Regions from separate parts of the Homo sapiens genome. Here all the other regions are linked to region 2. A link is a contact called in ENCODE Hi-C or POLR2A ChIA-PET data. All regions are on one chromosome and are shown on one strand. The core of a region is the stretch at or near the end of the contact, and the rest is flanking DNA. Distances in the headings are between cores, read along the strand shown.

Region 1 (4,693 bases), core at 1,280-3,779, 5.2 Mb before region 2:
AAAGGGGTGGGGAGCTGCTCTCTCTAAATGGTGGGAGGCCCCAGGTCAGGGCCCAGAGAGATAGCATCCCTGCCCCGGGCCAACTCAGATGGCATCCTGGGTCTTTCTCATCACACCCATTAAAGAAACCACAGATTGTATGGCTCCTGGGAGAGCCTGCTGGATTTCATTCCTGTCCCTGTAGCTGACAAAGGAGTCAGACATCTCTTGGCCCCTAAGTCTGAACAGCACACAGATCACAGAGCTGACCCAAGCTGAGGCATGGAGGCCCTTGGCAAGAAGAGGCTGTGAGTCTCTGCATAGAACTGTGTGGGTGCACCCCTTCCTTGGGGGTGTCTGGGAAAATGTGCAAGGGAAGCTGTGGCTAGGGGAGTCTCCGACCCTCACGCCACCCTGATAATGGACAGTCACCATTCAGGACATATTTATGTACCCTTTTTTATGTCAAGCATTGTGTCAGGCACTTGGGAGACACAAGAAGACATGGTCTGTGTCCTGGAGGAGCCCATGGCTTGGTGGGCAGCCTGTTAGGGCATCCAAGCCACTGTAGAGAGGAGAAGGGCCAAAGACAGCTCAGGCCCATGTTGCCTGTGCCAAACAGGCAGTGGTTAGAGAGGAGGAGACTGACTGGTCAGTGGGAAGAACAGGGCCTATCCCTCTCCTCTGTCTCACTGTCACTACCTCCATCACATCACACAATAGCAGGGGACAAGAAGCAGACGAGCACAGCCTTGGAGAAGTGCCCTTGAACCTTCCTCTGCAGAATAAGTATCCTGGCCCAGGATGGGCAGCCATGCCCCATGGCAAAAACTAGGGGAAAAATAATTTGCATTCCTGAGGCTTCTGCTCTGACCCTGACAGATCTCTCTCATCCAGGAAATCTGGCGGAACGGCGCTCTCTCAGCTAAAAAGCCTCAATCCTGGAGCCAACGGATTCGGAAAGCAACTTTGCACTCCAATCAAATAAAAATGTTCTTCTCTGCTGAGGAGAAGGGGGCAGGCCCCAGAACTGAGCTCTCGGGGTGAGTGAAGAAGGACAGCAGAGCCAAGGCAGCCCACAGAGTCATCATCACAGAATTTAGGGGCCTGGGATGGCTTTCAGCTCTCACTCTGCCAGGGAGGGATAAGGCCAACCCGAATCAGGGCAGGGCCCTGAGGCATGGTGGATTTCCTGTTCTCCTCCCTATCCTGGTGCCTGCAGACCCAGGAAAAGCTCCAGCCTCCCTCAGAATGGACCAGGGGGAGAGGGAGGCCAGGAGGAGAGGAGGAATGGGCTCAGCTGCTTAGCCCCATGTGGGCAACAGGTCCTGAGCACTGACTATCCTCATACCTGAGAGGACGAGGGAAGGAGGGAGGAGTGGGCCTGGACCCCACGAAGCCCCCTTGGCAAGAGCTGTAAGCTGCCTGTCTTCGCCTCCTGAGAACAACAGCCTATAGGGCAAAGGCCAGCTCGTGCTGTGTCCGCAAGGAGAAACCCGTCTTCACCTCCTTTCTGGGGCTTCAGCACCTGCAAGGATGCTTAGGCTGGAGAAACAGGAGGAGGAAGAGGAGGAGGAAGCAAAGAGGCAACAGGAGGGAAGAGCTTTGTGCTGGCTATGCCCAGGGGGAAGGGTCAGAGATCAAAGGGCACTGAGCCGCTGCTTCCAGAGGGGCAGAAAGGCCATCAACCAGTGGGGGTTGGGAGGTGCGCCTCAATTCCCGTTAGCAAAAGGCTCATGGATCAGGCTAGAGGGGGCTACGAAGTGGAGAGCCAGCCCGGGAGGGGGAGGGTCACCAGTTCTGGGGCCATTACAAAGGATAGGGCAGAGGGGCAGAGTTTGGGGCTTCCGTCTCAGATTAGTCGGTTGAGAATCTGAACAAAGGTGGGTGAAGGCTCGGAACCCCGGGGTCAGGGGCTCGCGTCTGCCAGAAGCTGAGACACCGAGGGGCCCGGGCCAGGCCACCTTTGTCCCTCTCGCAGCCTCCAGACCCCTGACCGCCTTCCCTCCTGGCCATCCCGGCCCGGCGCGGCACTCACCCTATCGCTGCTGGCGGGGGGTCCGGAGATCCGCTCATCAGCAGGCGGCGCCGGGGGCCCCGGGGTCTCGACCCGAATAAGGCGGTGTGGGGGAGAGCCGTGGCGCGGGGGCGGCGTGGGTCCGGGGGCGACAGGGGTGGCGAGGGCGGCGGAGCCGGACGACCCCCCGGAGTAGGGGTCTTCGAAGTCGCGCTCCCGCTGCAGCCTGTAGGCGGCCAGGATGTCCGGGGGCGGCGCGGGGGGCGCGGCCGGAGAGGGCGCAGGGGGGCGGTAGTCGGGCTCGGGGGGCGCCGGCTTGCTGCCCCCTCCGCCGCCGCCCCCCCCGCGGAAGCCCAGGTGCTCCCGGAGCCACTTGGCTACTCCGCCGCTGCCGCCCCCTCCTGGGCCGGCTCCCGCACCCCCGGCGCCCCGGCGGGACCCCCCCGGGCCGCCCCCAGCGCTCCCCTGCGTTCGCGGCCCCGGGCGGGAGCCAGCCGGAGGAGCTCCGCTCAGTAACATGGGGCCAGCCAGACTGAGCGAGGGGAGCGCAGCGGCGGGTGGGGGGCGGGGGCGGGGGTGGGGAGGGGGGCGGGGCTCCGCCGGGCGGGGAGGGGGCGGGGCGCTTCAGTAACAAGGGAGAGGCGGGGCTCCGCTCCCTAACAGGGTCTTCCTCCTCCCGTAGCTCGGAAGAGTGTACGCGGGCTTCCAGCCGGTATGCACAGGCAAGAAGTGAAGTGGGCAGCCCTGGGGCAGAGGATGCGACTACTGGACTGAGGTTGAATCCTTTACGTGTCGCCACGCGGTCCCCTGTGGGGAGCGCATCCATCCCCATCTGTTCTTTTCCCCAGCTCCCAGCTCGTGCGAGACGCAAAGAGGGGAGCCCCCAGACTCCTGACTCTAGGGAGCCTTACGCCTCTCCTCTTCCCTCTCCCAGGATCTCGCAACTGGGAAACTATAATCTAGGAGGAAAATCTAGGCGGGCAAGAAAAGGGGCTAGGTTCTGTAAGATGTGTCTGTAAGCCTCCTCCTCCCGTGCTACCTTGGGAGCCCCACAACCTCCTCCCATCCAACCGTACGCACTGCACATACCCGAACCTACGTTACTTCCCGATCCAGGCAAACACATCTCACATCACATACAAACAACTCCCTAGAGACGCCCACTTCTCCCGTGTCGTTTTCACACACGCCCTTCTCACACGCAAACAGCCCTCGCTCAAACATCCCCCACCCACGGGAGCACCTGCTCCAAACGGGCCCACATGGCCCTGACGATAGCATGCGCACGCACGCAGAAATCCCTTCCAGCCACATCCCGGGCTTCATTGTCAATCAGATTAGTAACAGAATGGAAACAGACAAGTCAATAAATCAAGTCTAGAAACAGTCCCAGTGTTGTCTATCACAAACTCCTTATCCTCTTGAGGCTCAGATGCTCAAGTGCTAGGCATTTTTGTCTTAGAAATAAAGCCAGTTCCGGCTGGGCGCGGTGGCTCACGCCTGTAATCCCAGCACTTTGGGAGGCCGAAACGGGAGGATCACGAGGTCAGGAGATCGAGACCATCCTGGCTAACACGGTGAAACCCCGTCTCTACCAAAAATACAAAAAAATTAGTCGGGTGTGGTGGCGGGCACCTGTAGTCCCAGCTACTCGGGAGGCTGAGGCAGGAGAATCGCTTGAACCCAGGAGGCAGAGGTTGCATTGAGCTGAGATTGCGCGACTGCACTCCAGCCAGGGCGACAGAGTGAGACTCCGTCTCAAAAAAAAAAAAAAAAGAAAAAGAAAAAAGAAAAGGAAAGAAATAAAGCCAGTTCCTCACCATAAATGTAGGCCTGAAGCCAACACCAACACATTTGCTCTTGGCTCTGCTGGGAAAGCAGCTGTCTCACCTCACTTTACCCCACCCCCTTTCCCCCACTGCCTCAGTGTCTCCGCACTCCTAGGTTCATGTCTGCCTTTTTTTTTTTTTTTTTTTTTTTGAGACGGAGTCTCACTCCGTCGCTGGAGTACAGTGGCACGATTTCAGCTTACAGCAACCTCCACCTCCCGGGTTCAAGCAATGCTCCCAGCTCAGCCTCCCTAGTAGCTGGGATTACAAGCGTGCGCCACCACACCTGGTTAATTTTTTGTATTTTTAGTAGAGATGGAGTTTCACCGTGTTGGCTAGGCTGGTCTCGAACTCCTGACCTCAAGTGATTCCCCACCTCGGCCTTCCAAAATGCTGGGATTACAGGTGTGAGCCAACGGCACCTGGCCATATCTGCCTTTTGAGGGCGCAAAAAGCCAAGAGGCCCCAAAGGAAAGGAGTTCAAAGCGGGGGGTGTAAAGAAGGATGTAATGGCAAAACTGTGAATCTCCTGGGATTCCCAGGGCCCCGAGTCTCAAAATATTTGTTGAGTTCCTGCTTTGTGCAAATTCTAGTTGGGCGAGGTGGCTCATGCTTGTAGTCCCAGGTACCTGGGAGGTTGAGGTGGGAGAATTGCTTGAGCCCAGAAGTTCAAGGCTGCAGCGAGCTATGATTGTGCCACTGGTCAGACAGTGCTGCTTGTATTTAGGACAGTGCTTCTGATCAAGCCAGTGCTGCTTGTATTTAGGACAGTGCTTCTCAAACTTTAATGTGGACACTAATCTCCTGGGGATCTTGGTAAGTTACAGATTCTGACTCTCTAGGTCTAGCTGGGGTGGGGTCCCAGGTG
Region 2 (4,521 bases), core at 1,978-4,477:
CATCCCATTTTTTCAACTTTTTCTCATTTCCATTTCTCTCATGATCAAGGTCCTCGTTTATGCTCTACAGATAAGTGATTTTGACACTTAGGTGTCTACCACCTTGGAAATGAGAAAAATTAAGGTCCGTTCCTACCCTACTTAAGTTTGGGCCTCTGTGTGGCTTTTTATTAGCTCTCCAGATGATTCTGATAAAGTCTGAGAATGAATACAAGGTCTCACTTATGATAGTATGCTACCCAAAAAGCCAACACAATACCCCAAATATAATATAACTAGTACACAGTAAAGTGGGGCTAACACCTTGCTCTGTCAATAAGCTGTTCTACCAACTTCAGAATTATTCACAGATGGGTGTGTTGGCTGACGCCTATAATCCCAACACTTGGGAGGCCAAGGTGGGAGGATCACTTGAGTCCAGAAGTTTGAGACCAGCCTGGGCAACACAGTGAGATCTCGTCTCTACAAAAAATTAAAAAATTAGCCAGACATGTTGGCAGGTACCTGTAGTCCCAACTACTCAGGAGGCTGAGGCAGAGGCAGGATCGCTCGAGCCTGAAAGGTGGAGCTTGCAGTGAAGTATAATCGCACCACTGCACTAAGCCTGGGTAACAGAGAAAGCAAGACCCTGTCAAAGAAAGAAGAGGTGCAAAGGGGAAAACAGGGAGGGAAGGAGAGAGAGGGAGAGGGACAGAGGGAGAAGGAGAGAGGAAAGAGGGAGGGAGGGAGGGAGGGAGGGAGGGAGACAGAAAGGTGCACTAGCCCACCAACTGAACTGACAGCTGATTGCACCAAAGCATCTTCTTTGTATAGAGCACTGTGATGTCAACACTGAGAAAAAACACAGGCCCTAATACTGATCTCATCTAGTGCTAGATTTACCTTCTAGAAAGCATGATGGAACAAACATCTTCAGAAAACTATAATACTAATTGTAGCTATCCCAATGTAGGCACATCAGAGCTATAGAAACATTGTGATTACTAGCTGGAAACCATACTAGTTGTTGGGGAGGAGAGGGGAGCAGAGGGATGACACTAAGGAAACTAAGTTGCTCTCAACTTCAAGATTTTGTGTGGGTTTGTTTTTCAACGTTTGCAAAGTCAGAAGAGATGGAGGCCATCAGTGAGTTCATCTGAACTCAGGCTACTTGCAAACAGAGACTGGGTAACTGCCTCGTGCACCCTCAAAAATAAATTCATGATGCAAAACTTCATGTAATTTCTGAATTTCTGAATTCCTCATGACGTGCACTTTACCTGTTACCTGTTAATATTTCTGGTACTGAGGGGCAAAAGAAAAAAGTAAAAAAAAATTCATGGTACAGGAGATGTGGTCCATTACAATGACACAATGTTATGGGAAAAAACACACTAAAACCAAGCATACTTTTTTTTTTTTTTTTGAGACAGAGTTTCGCTCCTGTTGCCCAAGCTGGAATGCAATGGCGCTATCTTGGCTTATTGCAACCTTTGCCTCTCTGGCTCAAGCGATTCTCCTGCCTCAGCCTCCCGAGTAGCTGGGATTACAAGCGCGCACCACCACGCCCAGCTAATTTTTTGTATTTTTAGTAGAAATGGGGTTTCACCGCGTTAGCCAGGCTGGTCTCAAACTCTTGACCTCAGGTGATCGGCCCGCCTCCACCTCCCCAAGTGCTGGGACTGCAGGCGTGAGCCACTGTGCCTGGCCAAACCAAGTGAACTTAACCAAGATCCAATCTATTTTCGTTTGAACAGCAAACATTAAAAGTACACCTGGTATTTTCTAACAATTACACGAAGAATGACCAGATGCTTCCTGTTGATGGAACAGTAGAGAACTATAGACTGACAGATTCAGACTACAGTTCACAGAAACAACTGGAAACAAACTTAGCTTCCTTTCAAAGCCATTAAAATACGGCCTTAAATTTTTATGCATTAATCAATTAAGTATAATTGTCTCCCAATAAGTATAATTGTCTCCCAACCTAGAAAACCCAGAATGATTCAGAGAGACAAAGAACTCTAAGGATATGTCTCTGCAAACTGTTCGTTTCACCAAAGGATTCACTGCAGAATTAATTTTCTGTAAAATCTGTACCTCCTATAATTTTCAACATGTTCTATCTTTAAAGATAACATTTACACAAGTGTTGATAGCATATGTGGAATTCACGTGTTACTTGTGTAAATCATTATAAATATGTAATAGAATTAAATGTTTTAATCACTTAAGAATATCTTCGAATGTTCCTGAGTCTCCGAGATCATAGGCAGATTATGCAGTCTTCATCTGTGATTTTGTTTAGTCACCTAAATTCCAACTTTTAAAAAAGTTAGAGCCCAGTAAAAAAAGTATGGGAATCAATCTTATTCAGTCTTGTTAAAATGTGTCTTGCATAACAGCTTGATTTGACTTGTATGGTGAAAGCACGGTAAGAATGACACATTTCTGTTTTTTGGTTTTTTTTTTAAAAAAGTATGAGTGTACAGTGGAGTGTTCCAGAGGTTACATGGTGTGCTAACCACAACAGTCTGACGTAGATCTGAGAATCTTCTATTAAACCAGGCATTAAAAAGATTTGCAAAAATGCAAGATGTCACTCTTATCATCTATGTTAACATGTAATGGATTTATTTTTTGTTTTTGGAAAAAAAAAACCAAGAGAAAAGAAAATAAAGTCATCTTTAGTTTCCTTAAATTCAAAGTCTGAGCCTGAAAATGGAAGTATCAAAGCTGATGGTTATACGTCAGTGAGAAAAAAATTTAAACCAAGCTGGGTGGGTCTTTACATGAGATAAACTATCTACAGGAAAGAATGACCACTAACTTCTGCATAATAAATGAGAGTGGATCTTTTAATTCTGAGATGGCAATGTACTTTACAAGGACCATTTACAGACTACATCAAACCTTTTTCTAGATAAAAAACGTACTTCAGTAACTTGCCTGAATTGAGAGAGCAAAACAGTCCGGAGAGAAAACTTAAAATGTTTCCACATTATCAAGCCCCCTTCAGAAGTACTGTGGTCTCGGCCCCTCCTTTGAACAGATGTCCGCTCGCCACAGTCCAATCAGGTTTAAAGCAAGAGTATTTGTACTGAAAACAAGCTTAAAGTGGGAAGACACACACAAAGCAGGCCTGTATCATTCCTTTGGTTTCAGTTTTCACGATGCACCCTTGAGGCTAGGCACGCTGATTCAACACACTTGGAGAGCTTCACCGAAACACACTAAACACACAGTGATGAACTGTGCCCTGGCAGAGATGACCTGGCAAAATTCTCAACTTCTTCCCTGAGGCAGTGCACCCGCAGTTCTCGGCGGCGAAGTCTTTGGGGCAGAAGTCCCGAGCCTTCAGAACGGCAGGCTTCTCCCCCTCAGGACTCCAGTCCCCGCGGCCAAGGCTGTCGCTGCGGGGGCCCCGCGCGGGACTGGCCAGGCTCTTCCATTAACCCTGTCTGGTCCGGCCGATCCCGCCGCGACCCGAGCGCCTCTCGGCCCCGCAGCACAGGGCGCCCAGGACCCGCCACCCTCGCCGCCCGTTCCCCTCTCCGGAGAGCCCGGCGGGGCCGTCAGGCTGCCGAGACAAAGGGTACCGCGGCGCCAGAGGCCGAGGCCCAGCCGCGCCTGCCTTCCTCTTTCTCCCGCCCACTGCCAACCTCCAGTCGCCCGCAGAACCTCCGCTGCCTCGGCGCGACCCCATCGCCACCCCGGGGCTGCCGCTCGGGACCGGCAAGCCGGGTAGCCGCGAGGCGGCCGCGGCATGCTAGGGCCGAGGAGGGGGCGGCGGCCGCCACCATGTCTGCCCGCCCCTCCCAGAAGCAGTGTGCCCAGCGGACAAAGCGCAGCGGCGGCGCGGGCGCCCAGGCCGACCCCGCCGACCCCCGCGGAATAAGCGGGGCCAGGAGCCCCGGAAACCCGGCGCCTTAATGCAATAAACAGGAAATCGCGGGGATGATCTGGGTTCCGGGGGAAGTGGAATTATTTTTTACCAGCGAAGAGATCAACTTCCACATCCGGTGGTAACAGGGCCCTACACAGACCCGCACTGACCTGGAAAAGCTTCGGGAGCGGCGACGGGAAGGCAGCAGGAGGTGGTGCGGGGACCCGAGGCGCCTCGTACCCGGCCGGGCTGACGCGGCCCCGCTACACACAAAGCGCTTCAGCTGCACAGGGCGCTATTTTCCGAAAATGCCGCGTCTGGTCGGCGCCCAAAATCCCCACCGAAAAGTCCCCCGTGCTGCGCGCGGAGGGACACATGGTGTGCGAGTGAGTCAAGCTCCCAGCATCCCTCCCGGACCCGGCCCTCTTCAGCTCATCGCCCGAGGATTTTCCGCCTCTGCCCTCGTCGGCAGATCCTGCTCCTACCCACTCCCTAGCTGTGTTCCCGCGGGGAGAGAGGGGAAAGAGGGTCTGATTTTTTAACGAAGGGAAAGAAAATATGCCATTTCTAGCGCTTCAGCCACACAAAGAAAGCGGCGGAATGATCCGCTCTCGGCGACCGCAAGTCCCGGCTCGCCCGGCGCCTGCGCGGCA
Region 3 (4,627 bases), core at 173-2,672, 5.9 Mb after region 2:
ACATACAAATGGCAAGACATTTGATTCCCTATATTTTAATTTAAAAAAAAACCACTTTGTTGTAAACTACCATCTTAAAATATTTTATACTAAAAAAGCACTTTCTTCACAATCAATGCAAAGAATAAACTCCCTGAAAAAGAAATTTAATATTAGGATAAGGGAGGCAAAAACATTCAGAAATAGCAGCTAACCCAACTGAAAGGAAGAGACACATTAGGTTTTGTGCTGCATATTAATATTCTTACGCACAGTATCTGTTTGGTGAAAATTCACAATACACTTCTTCCTCCTTCTATGGCTGCAAAAAGGAGTAAACACATTTCACATTCTCCAGTTCCAAATTCATGCCACCATCATGCAATATGACTTAATTTCGACCCATATTTCTGTTACAATGAGTGAAAAAATAAAACCAAAAAACTTGTTTATCTGCACTCACAATTGAGGAAGGGGTAAAAGCATTTTTTAGCTAAGAAGACAGGGGCTGATTGATGCAAAGTCCGCACACCTCCAGAGATCCTACAAATGTGCACCCGACTGGGGAAAGCCACATTCAATGAATGCATCAGCCTCCTCCTCCGCTCCCCCCGCCCGCCGCCCCCCACCCACTTTGCAGCAGAAATGTGCCTGGGCTTTTTCACGCGAGCGATGGAGGATCCTCTTACCAGATGGAGTTCTTGATCTTGTGTTGCAGCGCGCTGGCCTCTGTCCCTGGCAGCCCGGGCACAAGGGCTGGCAGGGCCACCCCCGAGTTGGGGGCGCTGGGGGGAAGCTGCTGATGGGCATCAGGCTGCTGTGGTGGCGGCTGTTGTTGTTCCTCTGCCATCGCTGCAGAGGGGTGGGAGGGAGGGAGGGAAAGATGGGGGCGCGGGGAAGGGTGAGGGAAGAGACCGGGAGGGGAGGACGAAGGGGGGAGAGGAGGAGGGGGAGGGGGAGGGGAAGAGGAGGAGGAGGAGGAAGGAAGCTGGATAAGCTAGGCCTTTACCCCAGGGCTCGAGTGAGTCGCTTTCGCCTGCCGCCTGGGGAACATCACCGGGGAGACCAGCGGCTCCTCACGGCCGGGGCGCTTCACCGCGGGAGAGGCATGGCGGCGCCCCTCAGCCCCCCGCTGGCGCCGCCGCCTCCTCCCGTCAGCGGCCGGGGCTGTGGGGGGGTGAGATGGGGGCGTTTGAAGACGAAGTGGGGGGGGCAGGCTCCCCCCAAAATCCAAGAAGAACGGTTGCTCAGGGATTTGGCGGCCAAGCCTTCCTTCCTTGTCCCCGGGGCTTTCTACTGCCGGGTCCCCGTGCTGCTGCAGCCCCAGGCACCGCTCCACGCCACTCCCCACGCCGCCGCCGCCGCCGCCGCTCGCTCCCGGCCCCGCCGCCGCCGCGGCCGCCGCTGCCCTGCCAGCCCCGGAGGCAGCCCAGTGCGCGCAGCCGCACTGCGGCCCGGCGCAGACCGCACAACACCTACCGCTCCGCCGGGGGGCGTGGACCAGGGTGTGCGGGCCGCGGGCGCGACGGGCCGGGATGGGGGCGCACGGCGCGGAGGGCGGCGCGGGCCAGCGGGCCAGGGAAGCGCGCCGCTGGGGGCCGGGAGGAGTCCGGCCCGGCTGGTGGAGAGCAGGAAAACGTGGGGGAGGTGCTGGCGAGAGAAAGAGAACTTGCGTGAGGAGGAGGAGGAGAAACCAAATTTAATAATATTTGGCGTGGAAATGGGATTTGGGCGGGGGAGGCATCTTCAAAGCAAGTAAAGAGAAATCAACATTATCCCCCTTCCCCTGCACATGCATGTGAGGATTACTTCCTCCCTGAGTAAATGAAGAGAACTGAAGCAGGTAAGACGATAAACTGACTTTTCAGAAGCCCCCAAAGAAGAACACCCGTTGGAATTAACCACCCTTTAGGTAATTCGGTCTTGAACGGAAATCGCGAGTCAGGAGCTGGGTTGAGTGCTCCTCGGTCGGGCATTCAAAGCCCTCCAAATCTGGCCCCACTTTAACTATCCAATCATAGCGGCCTCCATCCCCCTGCAAGAACTCCCGGCTCCAATCAGGGAAGTCTCCATGCCATCCTCAACGCGCAGCAGATTCATTCTTCCTTCGTGCCTTTGCTCATGCTGTTCCCCTCCACCTCCCCACCCCACCCCACCCCCTTTCCAGGAATGCCCTCCCTCCTTTATACCGCTCCCAATTCCACCCAGGCTCTAAAGCATAGCTCAAGTCGCGGCTTGTCAGGGTCCCTGCAGCCAAGGCCACTGCCTGCCTCTGAAAGAAACGCATGTAGTACTCACAACATGGAGGCTCAGGCGTCAGCCACGAGCTCCTTCCTTTGGAGCCCGTTGAACACCCGCCCTCCCCCCGCAGACTCCGCACCATTCCCCCCCTTCCCATTCATACCTAAATGATAGCTTTGCCACAAATAAGTCAGTCTCCTTTAAGAGCAGAAGAATTGGCTTTTCTAGGTGGGGCTGATCAGGGAGGCTGCGTGGATGTAGAATACAACAGCCAAGGCCTCTGGCACCAAATGGAACAGCTGTTCAGCTCACACTGACCTTTCTTTGGGCCCGTGGGTGTTATGAGCCCTTCAGCTTTAACTTTTCTGATAGAGTGTCTATCAGGTTTCTACCTGTTAGATCCTCTGGCCACTTTCCTGCTGTGTGTGGACTTTGGGCTGTGGGGCTCTGCCACCTTTTAGACTCCTAGTGGATGGTGAATCTGATTGGCTTGGGTTGCCTGGCCTTTGAGTTCTCAGTTCCCTGCCTTGGCCTGAAACCCTCTTGCTTTTGTCCACTGTGCCCTCTCTCCTGGCCCACAGACTTAAGGCCCAGACTCACACTGAATGCTTGCACGTGGTGAGGGTTGAGGGTGGGGGTGCAGGGAGGAAGAACACCTGTGTGCAAAATAAGCCGCCCCCCCGCCCCCGGGGCCTCTTGGATTACGCTGTGCTCCAACTACCCATTGCACGAGTTGCATCACACAAATGAGCCCCCTTTTCCATACTCTAAGGTCTCTATTAGCTTAGCCACTTTAGGAAACTATAGGTGGTTTACGACATTCATTTTGCATACATATCTTCATGTGGGTGTGTAAAGACAGTATTTTTGTGGACCTAATTGATAGACATGGTGTGCACTAGACAGAAGCTTTGAAGGATAAAAATAGCTAATGTTTGTTGAACACTTTGTGTGCCAGACTAGCACTTTCCATACATTATCATAGTTATTCCTCCCCAAGAGTGTATAATGTAGGTATTATTAGTCTCCCTCTGTTACAGATGAAATGGAAGCTTAGGTTAATTAACATTCTTAAAATTACCCAATTAGTAAATGCAGGAGCCAAAATTTGAGTCCTGGAAGTTTAATTCCAGAGCCTGCAAGCTATGCTGAAACTGGAATTACGCTGAAAAATCTTGAATGTAGGTATATATATACGTGTGTGTGTGTATGCCCTATATCACGTTGAGGAAAGTTGCCAAGTTCCCCAAGGTTCTAATTTTTTGCCTTGCCAAGAGAGAATGATGGCTCCAAGTTGCAACACCCTGGGAGGGGGAGATCCTTAGGAAGTGGGAGAGTCATCGAGGGGGTAACGTATCTAAGGTCTGCCAAAGGCCTTAAGAAAAGGAAGCCGAGAACCAAGACGTTTTATAAAAAGTTCGCTACCGGGTGTCACACAGGCTGGCTTCCCAAGTGCAACTTCTGAGAGTTTTTAATGGGTTCCATAAAAGAGCCAGGTCACCCCAGCAGCCACTAGAGGGCTCACGAAGCTGCAGCCGCGGGCTGCCCTCTAGCGGCGGTGCTGACCGGAGTGTGGTGGTAAACCTTTTCCGGCCTTCCAGGACCTACAGGGAGTTGAAGGAGACCAGCAATGGGAGGGGTGGCAGAGAGTATCAGACTGAGGAGACCTTATTGCCAGAGTGAGATACCCTTTCAGGGAGGAAAGGGGCAGCCCTCACTACTCACTTAACATCTGGGAGTACAGTGGGTGTTTTGTTCCAGTCTTCAGAGAAGACTGTGAATAAAATCATGACATTAAGAAATCTGATGAAGTTACCCAAAATTTTGAGTGTGGACTCAAGCCAAACCCAGGGACCCTGAATAAAGGCAGGAGTGTAGCCATGTGCTTCTCATATTATGTGGGTTCCTTTGATTGTGCAACCCTGTACTGAGGACCCTCAAGGACCCAGAATCAATGTGGCTCATTTTCTCTGAGCATCATTTTGACTCTCTGGTAAATAAGGTAAGACATTGTAGTAAGCATGACTTTTTAAGATAACACACAAGTATTACCCAACCCTGAGGAGCCTAAGTTTATTCTCTACTGGGAAAGTGTACACCAGAGGAAAATTTTGAGGAACACTGATGTAGTGGGTTAGAAAAACCTGGCCTTGGAGTCAGAAGACCTGGGAATTCAAACCCTCTGTTTCGATCTCTATAAAAATGAAAATAATGATGTACATCAGAGGGTTGCTATAAGGAAAACATGAAAAGTTATAGGTAAACCAGGGAAGTGTTGTCCACATTTAGAGAGTATCTACAAGATGGATTGTCAGCACCTCAAAGGAAATGACTATTTTATTTATCCTAGTAGTCCCAGGACATAATTCCTGACTCCTGACTATTTAATAAATATTTGTGGAATTTA

Evidence for each region. A loop is a pair of places that touch in the nucleus more often than their neighbours do. ChIA-PET counts read pairs that join two places held with the same protein, here RNA polymerase II (POLR2A). Pooled maps may share reads with other maps.
Region 1: a map of CD8-positive, alpha-beta T cell shows a loop between it and region 2 (12-fold over the local background). The contact joins the promoter of SHF here to the promoter of GABPB1-AS1 in region 2. A Hi-C loop is called at or near these places in 1 of 168 maps with a recorded cell type or tissue (CD8-positive, alpha-beta T cell) and 1 of 50 pooled maps. POLR2A ChIA-PET finds 5 or more read pairs at or near these places in 2 of 52 experiments (A549 and activated B cell).
Region 3: a loop to region 2 is called in a pooled map, with 10 times the contacts of the local background. The contact joins the promoter of RFX7 here to the promoter of GABPB1-AS1 in region 2. A Hi-C loop is called at or near these places in 6 of 50 pooled maps. POLR2A ChIA-PET finds 5 or more read pairs at or near these places in 2 of 52 experiments (HCT116 and WTC11).

What each region holds. Positions count from the first base shown.
Region 1 is chr15:45,185,437-45,190,129 of GRCh38, forward strand. It overlaps SHF (Src homology 2 domain containing F), which reads right to left and starts at 2,530. Exons shown (of 7, transcript NM_001394037.1): 1 at 2,018-2,530. The coding sequence starts at 2,515. LOC124903481 (a long non-coding RNA gene) reads left to right here. Exons shown (of 2, transcript XR_007064608.1): 1 at 1-1,022; 2 at 2,679-3,382. RefSeq lists an enhancer at 958-1,510 and a silencer at 2,425-2,474.
Region 2 is chr15:50,350,947-50,355,467 of GRCh38, forward strand. GABPB1-AS1 (GABPB1 antisense RNA 1) reads left to right here and starts at 3,228. Exons shown (of 1, transcript NR_024490.1): 1 at 3,228-4,521. It overlaps GABPB1 (GA binding protein transcription factor subunit beta 1), which reads right to left and starts at 4,252. Exons shown (of 9, transcript NM_016654.5): 1 at 4,039-4,252. It overlaps GABPB1-IT1 (GABPB1 intronic transcript), which reads right to left and starts at 3,933. Exons shown (of 1, transcript NR_026891.1): 1 at 1-3,933. RefSeq lists enhancers at 3,236-3,295, 4,034-4,521 and silencers at 3,426-3,635, 3,646-3,895, 4,476-4,521.
Region 3 is chr15:56,242,457-56,247,083 of GRCh38, forward strand. RFX7 (regulatory factor X7) reads right to left here and starts at 1,423. Exons shown (of 10, transcript NM_022841.7): 1 at 989-1,423; 2 at 669-831. The coding sequence starts at 829. LOC124903569 (laforin-like) reads right to left here and starts at 2,362. Exons shown (of 3, transcript XM_047433428.1): 1 at 2,278-2,362; 2 at 1,527-1,723; 3 at 895-1,426. The coding sequence starts at 2,362. The coding sequence ends at 977. It also overlaps a transcript of TEX9 not described here. RefSeq lists silencers at 949-1,018, 1,109-1,168, 1,319-1,608, 2,099-2,148 and enhancers at 1,395-2,040, 2,041-2,686, 2,399-2,448, 2,687-3,332.